Linked DNA regions of Homo sapiens: all the other regions are linked to region 1. Evidence: read pairs that join two places in POLR2A ChIA-PET (ENCODE). Cell type or tissue: IMR-90. All regions are shown on one strand.

What was found. Peaks named below come from ENCODE experiments on the same cell type or tissue, not always from the same donor. Only the 100,000 strongest peaks of a DNase experiment are listed, where the experiment ranks them.
Region 2: POLR2A ChIA-PET joins it to region 1 with 7 read pairs; 3 of 35 experiments call an interaction of 5 or more read pairs at or near these places.
Region 3: POLR2A ChIA-PET joins it to region 1 with 7 read pairs; 4 of 35 experiments call an interaction of 5 or more read pairs at or near these places.

What each region holds. Positions count from the first base shown.
Region 1 is chr16:15,438,699-15,442,698 of GRCh38, reverse strand. The region is part of intron 1 of MPV17L-BMERB1 (MPV17L-BMERB1 readthrough); the gene reads right to left. All of the region lies in intron 1 of BMERB1 (bMERB domain containing 1), which reads right to left. Among named protein-coding and RNA genes, the nearest start is that of BMERB1, 6.1 kb to the right of the region's middle. In IMR-90, no CTCF peak of the experiment used is centred here; DNase peaks (open chromatin) are centred at 1,638 and 2,328; H3K27ac peaks cover 1,109 bases.
Region 2 is chr16:15,565,050-15,569,049 of GRCh38, reverse strand. MPV17L-BMERB1 (MPV17L-BMERB1 readthrough) reads right to left here. Exons shown (of 6, transcript NM_001414674.1): 3 at 994-1,067. BMERB1 (bMERB domain containing 1) reads right to left here. Exons shown (of 6, transcript NM_033201.3): 3 at 994-1,067. Among named protein-coding and RNA genes, the nearest start is that of MIR6506, 44 kb to the left of the region's middle. In IMR-90, no CTCF peak of the experiment used is centred here; no DNase peak of the experiment used is centred here.
Region 3 is chr16:15,544,886-15,548,885 of GRCh38, reverse strand. The region is part of intron 2 of MPV17L-BMERB1 (MPV17L-BMERB1 readthrough); the gene reads right to left. The region is part of intron 2 of BMERB1 (bMERB domain containing 1); the gene reads right to left. Among named protein-coding and RNA genes, the nearest start is that of MIR6506, 64 kb to the left of the region's middle. In IMR-90, no CTCF peak of the experiment used is centred here; no DNase peak of the experiment used is centred here.

The DNA of each region.
Region 1 (4,000 bases):
TCCTTATGTCATAGGGCTGTTATGAGAATTTAATAAGCTCAAGTTCATAGCTAAAACTCATTGAATGGATATTATTATTAATATGTGTTTAATAACTAATCAGTCCAAGAATAGGCATGATTAATTTTTTCTTCAATTAACACAGGAGGAAACTCTTGCAAAAATAAAACATAATGTTATGAGCAAAGTTATGAGCAGACATTACTCAACTGTGTAAATAATTGGGCTTGTTCAAAGTACATTCTAGATACTATCATATTTGTAATATTTATATCACTGCTATAATAGTTTTGCAATAACTTACATAGTTGCCTGTCAAGAGACAGTGCAGAATCTATCCCTCTCCTAATTCTTTTTTTTTTTTTTCTTGAGACAGTGTCTCACTCTGTCGCCCAGGCTGGAGTGCAATGGTGTGACCTCAGCTCACTGCAAGCTCTGCCCCCTGGTTCAAGTGAGTCTCCCGCCTCAGCCTCCCGAGTAGCTAGGATTACAGGCATGCGCCACCACGCCCAGCTAATTTTTGTATTTTTGGTAGATGTGGGGTTTCACCATGTTGCCCAGGCTGGTCTCAAACTCCTCACCTCAGGTGATCCACCTGCCTCGGTCTCCCAAAGTGCTGGGATTACAGGCTTCAGCCACTGTGCCCGGCCTCCCTCTCCTAAGTCTTAACCAGGTGCTTGATCTTCCAGAGGACAACCCATGGGGCCCTTGTCACACCTTTCACACTCAAGGAAACTGCCACCACTTCTCCAAAATAAAATTGATTAGGAAGGAATCACGGACTATATCAAATGCTGCTTGCATTGATCATCACTTGCCCCGCTATGGACTTATTCCCCATCTAGTACCCAACATGACCCTTTAAAAACAAAAACCAGGCTGGGCGCAGTGGCTCTTGCCTGTAGTCCCAGCCCTTTGGGAGGCTGAGACAGGCAGATTGCTTTTGAGCCCAGGAGTTCAAGACTAGCCTGGAAACACAGCAAAACCCCATCTCTACCAAAAATTCACAAACTAACAGGGCTGCTGGGCATCGTGGCTCACGGCTGTAATCCCAGCATTTTGGGAGGCTGAGGCAGGTGGATCACTTGAGGTCAAGAGTTCGAGACCAGCCTGACCAACATGGAAAAACCCCATCTCTACTAAAAATACAAAAATTAACCAGGCATGGTGGTGGGCACCTGTAATCCCAGCTACTTGGGAGGCAGAAGAATCGCTCGGACCCAGGAGGCAGAGGTTGCAGCAAGCCAAGATCACACCACTGCACTCCAGCCTGGGCAAGAGAACGAGACTCTGTCTTAATTTTTTTTTTTTTTAATGGGCTCTAGAGGCATGCGAACTTGTAGTTCCAGCTACTCAGGAGGCTGAGGCGGGAGAATCCATTGAGCCCAGGAGGTTGAAGCTGCAGTGATCCGAGATCTCACCACAGCACTCTATCCTGGGTGACAAGCGAGACCCTGTCTCAAAAACAAAAAACCTCAAAAAACATAACAGTTCATGTTAGTCCCTTGATTAAAATTTTTTAGCAGTTTCTCCTGCAATGAGAATAAATTTCAGACTTTTTGTTTGTTTGTTTTAATCACAACCTAAAAGGCCCTACCTAGTCTGGCTTCCCTCTGATTCATCTGCCCTTCACCCTGACTCACTGGGTTCCAGCCACCCTGGCCTTCTGTCTCTTCCTCTAGCACAAGGCCTTTACGTTTACTGCCTGGATTCCTGCTATTGATACAGCAAAATGTCACCTCCTTAGAGAAGCGCTTCCTGAACACCAAATGAAAAGTACCCCTTCCCTATTAATGCCCATGAAACATTTACTATGACCTAAACCATCTTACTTGTTTGCTTATGTAATATTTGACGCCTTCACTCTCAACCCAGGTCTTAACTTCCCCTAAACAGAAGCTTTATGTGGGCAGGGACTTTGTCGAGAAATCTCAAGACTGTACCTGCAGCCCCTAGAACACTTCCTGGCACTTGTAAGGCACTCAGTACCTATTTATGGAGTGAATAAATGGGATCTGGGGAGCAAATGATGGTCGTTTTTTACTTTTTATTTTCATATTTCAGATGAATTCAAATTTTTTATAAAGTACATGTATTACTTCTAGAATCAGAAAAAAAGAAATGATGCAAAACCAAAATAAAATAATAAAATGAGCATATGTAACCAAACAGAAGATAGTTCAAACCTTTCCCCAAGAATCTATTATATAGATTGCCAGCAATTTGCATTATTTCAGCCTCCACACTGTTTATGAAACCTGAAACGCTGGCCAGTTTTACGATCTGCTTGTTAGTCAGTACACAACTTTGAACTTTTAAATAGTAGTCATCTCCCCCGGGCTTATGGAAAGATTGCAGTTTGAGCTCTCTACTTCATTCCAATCTCCTACTCATAGAGCATTTATTTCCAGCACTATGTCTGTGTTGATTTTTTTTTTTTTTTTTTTTTTTTTTGAGATTAAGTCTTGCTCTGTCACCCAGGCTGGAATGCAGCCGTCCAATCTCGGCTCACTGCAACCTCTGCCTCCTGAGTACAAGCAATTCTCTCACCTCAGCCTCCCTAGTAGCTGGGACTATAGGCGCCCATCACCACGCCTGGCTAATTTTTGTATTTTTAGTACAGACAGGGTTTCACCATGTTGGGACAGCTGGCCTCGAACTGCTGACCTCAAGCGATCCGCCCACCTCAGCCTCCCAAAGTGCTGGGATTACAGGCATGAGCCACCACACCCAGCCAGTTGATGCTATTACCTCTCCTGGCATTCCCCTCTCCCGCCTCCAACTCCTCCATTTCCCCTGTCCAAAATCTTGATCATCCTTTAAGACACATACAAATCTATCAAGAAATGGCCACAACAGAGACAACTGTGTTTCTGAAAAGCTCTGCGCTTTTTCAAAAGGCACCTTGTCTGCATGTCTCCCTCAATTAATTACACTTGGTTGAAAGCAGTATTTTTATATATCTAACCACGCTGAAATGTCACTATACATTTTCCAGCTGAGCGGGGAAAAAACCTCCCTGCTAGTGGAAAAACGCTGTTGAAGGTGGCTGGGAGCAATTACTTTGAACCTTTCTCAAAGGAGAAAATACTAGATGGTTTGTAAGGGTGCAGAAGCCTTTCTCCACATGTTCCCATGAGGAAGGCAGTATGTACAGAATCATTAACCAGAATTTACTAAGAAATGGAAGCAATGAAAAGCTGTAACTGGTGAGTTTGGGATAACCTCTGCAAATATTGCTGGGGCAATCCCCTTCTGTCCTCCTATGACAACCATTCAACCTTGATTGAGCGCTTTCAGCATGTGAGGCCCTGTGCTAAATGCATTATATACATTATCTCATCTAATCTTCCAAGAGTCCGAAGTGCGCATTACTACAATTATCCCCATTTCACAGATGAGGCAACTGACACACAGAGACCTTGAGCAATTTTCCCAGGGTCACAAATCTACCAAGTGACAGCTGAATGAGGCTGGTTTGAACTCATTCAGCCTAACTTCAAAACGTTCCTTCTTTGCTACTCTGATATAGCACATTACATATCTTTTATCTAAAAACTATAGTTGAAATTTAAAATAGCAGTCAACACAATCTTAACTAAAAAAGACCAGTTCTGCAGTCTCCCTCCCCTCTTCAATTCTGTTTAATTTACACCTACTCAGTGTTTAACATAAAATATTTTAAAATGTGTGGAAGTTAAACAGAGCATGTCTTCTTTTTAAGGGGACTCTTCTTTTCTCCAGCATTTCATGTGTTACAACATTGGCTTGGCAATTGTCATGCCATAGAAACAAAAGTACTAATTTTCACACTTAATAAATAAATGGAGGGCCCAGGCTTTATGGAATGGATCCATAGATACCCTGAGAGTTGAAAGAGTGTTCCAAAAAAGGTTTAATCAAACACCCCCTGCGTGCAAACACGCATCTAGAAAACAGGCCCAGGCATGGTAGCTCACATCTGTAATCACGGCCCTTTGGGAGGCCAAGGAGGGCAGAT
Region 2 (4,000 bases), 130 kb before region 1:
GAGATGGGGTTTCACCATGTTTGCCAGGCTGTTCTCAAACTCCTGAACTCAAGTGATCTGCCCTCTCAGCCTCCTAAACTGCTGGGATTACAGGCGTGAGCCACCATGCCTGGCCTGGGACTAGCATTTTGATAAGGGTAAGCCCCACAGAGGGCAACTAACACAGCCTGATGGGCAGGGGAAAATTTTTTGGAGAAGATGCCAAATAAGTCAGGCATTATTAACTACCAAATCTGGGGTGACTTCAAAGTTAGAGTTTGTACACACTTCATCTGTTCCCAAGTAGGATAATAATGGTCATAATTGCTAATATTTACTGGACTCTTGAGGCCAAATATCAAGCTAAGCACTTAGTTTGCATCATCTCATCGATTTTTATGATATTTAATTTAATTTAATTATATATTTTTTTGAGACAGTGTCTCGCTGTGTTGCCCAGGCTGGAGTGCAATGGCACAATCTCAGCTCACTGCAACCTCCACCTCCCAAGCTCAAGTGATTCTCCTGCCTCAGCCTGCCGGTTACCTGGGATTACAGGTGTGTGCCACCACACCTGGCTAATTTTTGTATTTTTAGTAGAGATGGGGTTTTGCCATGTTGGCCAGGCTGGCCTCAAACTCCTGACCTCAAGTAAGCCACCCATCTCAGCCTCCTAAAGTGCTGGGATTACAGGCATTAGCCACCGTGCCCAGCCTCTTTAGGATATTTATACTCAATGAATTAGACCCTCTTACTATTACTAGCCAATTTTCAGAGGAGGAGAAATTGAGTCTCAGAGAAGTACAGTGACTTGTCCAAGGACAAGAAGGTGACCAGAATTCACTAGGACTTGAACCCAGGTCTTCCTGACTCGAAGTTGTGTTTGACACATGCAGTCAGGGAGCACTGCATTGCAAGAATGAGGCTCTGTCTTCCAGACCCAGGCGTACAGATGGGCCAGGCTGGGGGCCCCCAAGCACCTGTTTAGCACAAGGTGAAGTTGCAAATGGTTACCTGGGATGGCGACCAAGTTCTGCAGCTCCTGCTTCAAGTCCATGATGTCCTTGCAGAGCTGGATGTCATCCATCCTGGGGAAACAGGACACCATCAACAGCAGGTTACATCAGCAGAGCATTACGCCCTGAGCATCACCCGGTTAACACAAAGAAGCTATTAAAGGTGGGTTATCTTTTGAAGAGGCCATACATGCTCATTGTAGAGGTTTTCCCTCAAAAGGAAAAAGCCAAACACTGCTCAATTATCCCACCACCTAGAAATGATCACTGTTTTTTGTTTGTTTGTTTGTTTGTGACAGAGTCTCACTCTGTTGCCCAGGCTGGAGTGCAGTGGCATGATCTCGGCTCACCGCAACCTCCACCTTCCGGGTTCAAGCGATTCTCCTGCCTCAGCCTCCCAAGTAACTGGGATTATAGGTGCCTGCCACCATGCCCAGCTAACTTTTTTTGTATTTTTAGTAGTATTTTTAGTAGAGACAGGGTTTCACCATGGTGGCCAGGCTGGTCTTAAACTCCTGGCCTCAAGTGATCTGCACACCTCAGCCTCCCAAAGTGCTGGGATTACAGGCATAAGCCGCGGTGCCTGGCCATCAGTCACTGTTAATAACACCTCGATAGAGCTCCTTCCAGTCTTCATGTGCCTGACTTAGGTTTGCTTATATAAGTGGGTTCATATGGCATATTCAGTTTCGTTTTTCAGCTAAAGTTTACGTTTTTTAAACACTGCAGAAATTCACAACATAGAGGAAAGTCTCCCTCTGTCCTTCGGAGAGAATCATTGTCAACGGTTTAGTATGTATTCCTCTGGATTTTTTAAAAACATTTTTATTTTGAAAATGTTTAATTTTTTATTTTTTATTTTTGGAGATAGAGTGTCGCTCTGTTGCCCAGGATGGAGTGCAGTGGCGTGATCATAGCTTACTGCAGACTTGAACTCCTGGGCTCAAGGGATCCTCCCACCTCTGCACAACCCCTCCCAACCCCAGCCCCCTACGGAGTAGCTGGGACTACAGGCTAATTTTTAAACAGTTTTTTGTAGAGAGAGGGACCTCGTTATGTTGCCCGGCTGGTCTTGGATTCCTGGCTTCAAGCAATCCTCCCACCTCAGCCTCTCAAAGTGCTGGGATATAGGTATGAGCCACTGCACCCAGCCTCCTCCAGATTTAAAAAAAAAGCGTATGCTTATAATATCATATATGACACCATTGTTATTGCACAAAAATTTTTTGCAATTTGCTTTTTTCAATTTAATAATCTTTAATAGTCTTGATCATCTTTCCATATCAGTATATGCAAATCTCCACATATTTAGTGGCTGCATAGTATACCATTATATTGATATACAGTCATCTATTTTTATTTTTTAAATTTATTTTTATTTTTATTTTTTTTAGACAGTCTCACTGTATCACCCAGGCTGGAGTGCAGTGGTGTGATCTTGGCTCACCGCAACCTCTGCCTCCCAGGTTCAAGTGATTCTCTGGCTTCAGCCTCCAGAGTAGCTAGTAGCTGGGATTACAGGCGTGAGCCACTGCACTCAGCTGATTATACAGTGATCTATTTAACTATAATTTATTTAACTATTCCCCTATTCATAGACATCTGGGTTGTTTCCTAATACATTTCTAGGATAGATTCATAGAAATGCAATTGCTGGGTCTAGTGGCATGAACACTTACATTGTAGTAGGAATTTCCAAATTGCCCTCCGGAGAGATCATGTGTGACATTACCAACAGTGTGGCCATGGGGGACAGTGGGTGCTGGCTCCTGTCATCTCAGTAATTGGGTTGCTTTTGCAACCTAGTTTTGCATTACACATTATAATTTTGCATTACACATTATGGTTTTGTGTGTGTGCTACAAAAATTAACTCATCTTGCTGTAAACAATATTTGTAATGGCTGTCTGCAATTTCACAAATGAGATTCATCGGGATTGTGCTAATTACACCCTCATCTTGATTACTAAGGCTGGCTTTTCAGGTTTGAGCAATTTTGGCCACTGCAGGATGAACATCAGTTCCTCTAAGGCTTCTTCTCCATGTTGGATTATTTGGGGTTTAGATTCTCAGAAGTGGAATCACTGTGTACAAAGGGCTTGATATTTCCATAGCTGTTGAGATGTATCTTCAAATAACTTCCCCGTGATACACAGGTTCACATTCACTCTGCGTGTCTTTGTCTTTGTTGTTCTTGTTTTGTTTTTTGAGACAGGGTCCTGCTGTATCACCCAAGGCACAGTCATAGCTCATTGCAGCCCTGAACTCCTGGGCTCAAGTGATCTTCCCACCTCAGCCTCTGAAGTAGCTGGCACTACAGCTGTGCAGCCATCATGCCCAGCTCATACTTTTTTTAATTTTTAAAATTTTCATAGAGATGGGGTCTTGCTGTTTACCAGGTTGGTCTTGAACTCCTGGCCTCAAGTGATCCTCCCGCCTTGGCCTTCCAAAGTGCTGGGATTACAGGCGTGAGCCACTGTACCTGGCCTGCACGTCTTTATTGAACATCTACTATGTTGGGCATTGTTGTCATCTCTGAGGCTTGCAACAGCAAAGAAGACCAAGCCCTCAGGAAGATGACATTTTGCTAGCAGAGACAGAAGGTAAACCCAAATACAATATTTCAGATGTTACAAAGAAGACTGAAGCAGGTAAGGGATGTAGTGGGTCAGCTTGGAGCCAGTATCTTACTTTGCTCCTGACAACTATCCTAGGAAAAACCAGAGGACAGAAATCATATTTTCATTTTACTCATGCGGAAACAGGTAAAGAGGCTCAACTGAGTACACACAGCTCATGGGGGCAGGACCAGAACTAGAAATCGACCCTTCGGAGTCTGAGTCCACTGATCTTTCTGCCTCGTTCCTCAGCGTCTCCATCAAGGGCCGGGGCTGCTGACTCCTTTCAGCAGTGCCATCTGTATACCAGCATGGGGCCCTATCTTAGTCCCCTGAGTGTTGCTATCAAGGAATGCCTGTGGCTGAGTGCTTTTTTTTTTTTTTGCA
Region 3 (4,000 bases), 110 kb before region 1:
ACAGAGCACACTTCTCTGAAGCCATCACCTATCTACCATCACCACTGGCAATTCCCATCAGAGTCATTGCACCAGCAGAAGCAGATAAGCTTTTGATAATAAGTAAATTAATGTTTAAGTCAACTTCATGTTTATTCAGCATGCTAGTGATTAGTGGTCTCCTTTGTAGGCAAGCGAGACCCTGGGGCTTGATAAACCACAAAGAAAACGCAAGTAATCTCTGTTGGATGCCCCAAAGTAGGGCAGGCTAGGACTAGAATGAGTGATGTGCTGGGGAATGTTTAACTGGCTGGAAGCAGGGGAGGGAGGTAGAAGCCTTGCTGTGAATCATTTGCCAATTTCCACGGTGTAAATACTCCCACTGCTGCAGATTTTGAGCTACCCACAGTTGAACAACTGGTTCTCCAGATTCCTAAAAATTTAACATCACTGGCTAGAATCAACAAGTGGGCAGATTTAGGGGTGCTTCTTCAACACTCTAAAGTATTCATTCAACGTTTACTTAGAAGAGAAGCTGAGTATTATTTGGGGAAAAGGTTACCTGTGGCGATGATGATGACAATGATTTTGGCTACCATTTACTCGGAATTCACCACGCACAGGGCGGGTGCAGTGGCTTACACCTGTAATCCCAGCACTTTGAAAGGCCAAGACCAGCAGATCACTTGAGATCAGGGGTTCAAGACCAGCCTGGCCAACCTGGTGAAATCCCGTCTCTACTAAAAATACAAAAATTAGCCAGGCATGGTGGTGCACAGCTGTAATCCCAGCTACTCGGGAGGCTGAGGCAGGAGAATCACTTGAACTTGGGAGGCAGAAGTTGCAGTGAACCAAGATCATGCCACTGCGCTCCAGCCCGGGCGACAAACAGAATTTACCATGCACCTTTTACACCCTAAGTGCTTTATACACTAAGAAGTGCTTCATAGGCACTAAATGCTTTACACAGATCATCTCAATCCTGATAACCACTGTTTGAGGTGGGCACTACGTGGTTGTCTCTTTTATACAGGAAGATCCCACAGCTCAGAGAGGTTAAGTGGCTCCATCGGAATCACACAGCTAGTCAATGGTGGAGCTGGGACACTGACCTGTGGATCCTGATTCGGACACCCACATTATCTCAATGAAGAACATCTCCTTCATTGTGTGGCAGGTCAGGTCTCACTAACGCAGGCCTCCATGACAGCTATTTCAGCAGGGACTGTGTGGTTAAGTTAAACATTAAAAGCTGAAAGTGGCTGGGCAGGCAGTGACTCATGCCTGTAATCCCAGCACTTTGGGAGCCCAAGGCGGATGCATCACCTTGTTCAGGAGTTCAAGACCAGCCTGGCCAACATGGTGAAACCCCGTCTCACCTAAAAATACAAAAAAAATTAGCTGGGCGTGGTGGCAGGCACCTGTAATCCTAGCTACTTTGGGAGGCTGCAGCAGGAGAATCGCTTGAACCTGGGAGGCGGAGGTTGCAGTGAGCCGAGATCCTGCCATTGCACTCCAGCCTGGGCGACAAGAGCAAAACTCTGTCACTAAAAAAAAAAAAAAGAAGAAGAAAAAAACAAAGCTGAAGGAGCCTACTGGGCATGGTGGCTCATGCCTGTACAATCCCAGCACTTTAGAAGGCAGAGGCGGGTGAATCACCTGATGTCAGGAGTTTAAGACCAGCCTGGCCAACATAGTGAAATCATGTCTCTACAAAAAATACAAAAATTAGCTGGGCATGGTGGCGCATGCCTGTAATCCCAGCTACTCGGAAGCTGAGGCAGGAGAATCGCTTGAACCTAGGAGGCAGAGGTTGTAGTGAGCAGAGATCGCACCACTGCACTCCAGCCTGGGCGACAGAGCGAGACTCTGTCTCAAAAAAAAAAAAAAAAAGCTAAAAGAGCCAGTGCCCTTATACAAAGGCTGGAATGTAACAGAAATCCTCCAACAGTTTTGCTCAGGCCTTTCCTGGGCCTTGAAACATGACGAGATAACGAGGCAATTCTTAACAGGACACGTTTAGGATTAAACAAGTTTTATTGGGGGTGTGAAGAAACTCCCCAGGCCTCCACAAACAAGTTTATTGGGAGTGTGAAGGAAGTCCCCAAACCTCCATGATTTAGCAGGAGACAAGATAAGGGTAATCACCCCAGCAACTGGACCCATTTAGATTAAGTAAATTTACTGAGGCTTCAGAGGAAGGTCTTCAGGACTCAGACCTTAGTTAGACTAGAAGAAGCTGATTATTTAGGTCTTTAGGTGAACGCACACTTACACGTGGACATATAGTTTAGAAGGTATGTAAGCTCTGGGAAACTTTGTAATTTTGAGTTGGTCTGGTGGTATTTTCCAGGCTTTTTCCCTGTAACTGGTAACAGAAATAGAAACTCCCTCCTTTCCCAGTTTATTTGCATCTCGTTATTGGGTCACTAGAATAAGCAGCCCAACCCTCAGTTTGATCCAGGAACAATTGTTCCAAGCAATTTAATTCTGATACCAGTTCAGCATAATGCTCTTGGAAAAAAATCAAAATCCTGCAGATAGCAGGACTCACTTTGCTTAGAACGACGGGGTTTATGTGTATGTGTTTTTGTTTGTTGTTTGTTTGTTTGTGACAGGGAAACAGGGTCTTGCTCTGTCATGTAGGCTGGAGTGCAGTTGCTTGATCATGGCTCACCACAGCCTCAATCTCCCAGGCTCAAGACATCCTCCTGCCTCAGCCTCCTGAGTGGCTGGAAATACAGGCGTGCCCTAGCATGCTTGGCTAATTTTTATATTTTTTATAGAGAGGGGGTTCCACCATGTTGCCCAGTCTGGTCTCAAACTTCTGGCCTCAAAGCAATCCTCCCATCTCGGCTTCCCAAATTGTTGGGATTACAGGCGTGAGCCCCTGTGCCTGGCCCCCACCCTCTTCTTTGACCTCTGTCAAAGAAGACCTTCTTTGGCCACCATTCCTGGCCATGGAAGGCTGTTTACAGACTACCTATTGTTACTTACACATGGTCTTGGGTGGGGTTGTGTCTCCCTCCTGTAATGGAAAAAAGTTGGAATTTTTGGCTGCTCAACCTCCAAACCCTAGTTTTAGGGAAAGCATTCACTGTGTCAGTCATTATTAGAGAAGTTCAACAAGGGAGCACCCCCACTTCCTCAGACTCAGCCAATCAGAAGCTCATGTCCAAGACTTTGACCACAGAGCAAATGACAGAGATAAAAGGATGGAGGGATTAGACTTGTGCTGTCCAGCAATGGCGGCTTCCTGGCCAGATTGGTCCTGTGGCCAGTCTCTGGGGCTTTCTTGATCCATACTCATTTCCAAGCCTGTCCTTCCGACTCCTGAGCCCCCATCCCCACTCATAGCCTTCTACAATCCCATTTTTTGGTTGAGTCAGGCAGAGTTGATTTCTGTTGCTTGTGGCCAACAACCCTAACCAAAAGAAGCGTCAGAGTGTTCCCACCAACCACACCGGGTCTTCTCTCTAAGGGAAGTCTGGATGGGGACAATTTTCTCCATCATATATCACTTTAGTGAGTCTGTACTGTCTTCTATCGATTGGTACTGGGCTAGCTTGCACCTAATCAGCTGTGGGCAGATATCAGTAAGAGGGTGTTAGAAAGCACTTATTAGAAAATTTGGGGCCAGGTGTGGTGGCTCACACCTGTAATCCTAGCACTTTGGGAGGCCGAGGCAGGTGGATCACTTGAGGTCAGGAGTTCGAGACCAGCCTGGCCAACATGGTGAAACCCCGTCTCTACTAAAAATACAAAAGTTAGTCAGGCGTGGTGGCGGGTGCCTATAATCCCAGCTACTCGGGAGGCTGAGGCGGGAGAATTGCTTGAACCCGGGGGGCAGAGGTTGCAGTGAGCCGAGATTGCACCACTGCACTCCAGCCTGGGTGATAGAGCGAGACTCCGTCTCAAAAAAAAAGAAAAAGAAAAGAAAAGAAAATTTGGGCTTGTGTTAGGTGCTTTGGGGGACAGTTTAAAGGAAGTGAGCATTTACTCTGGATTGGATGTTGTCAGG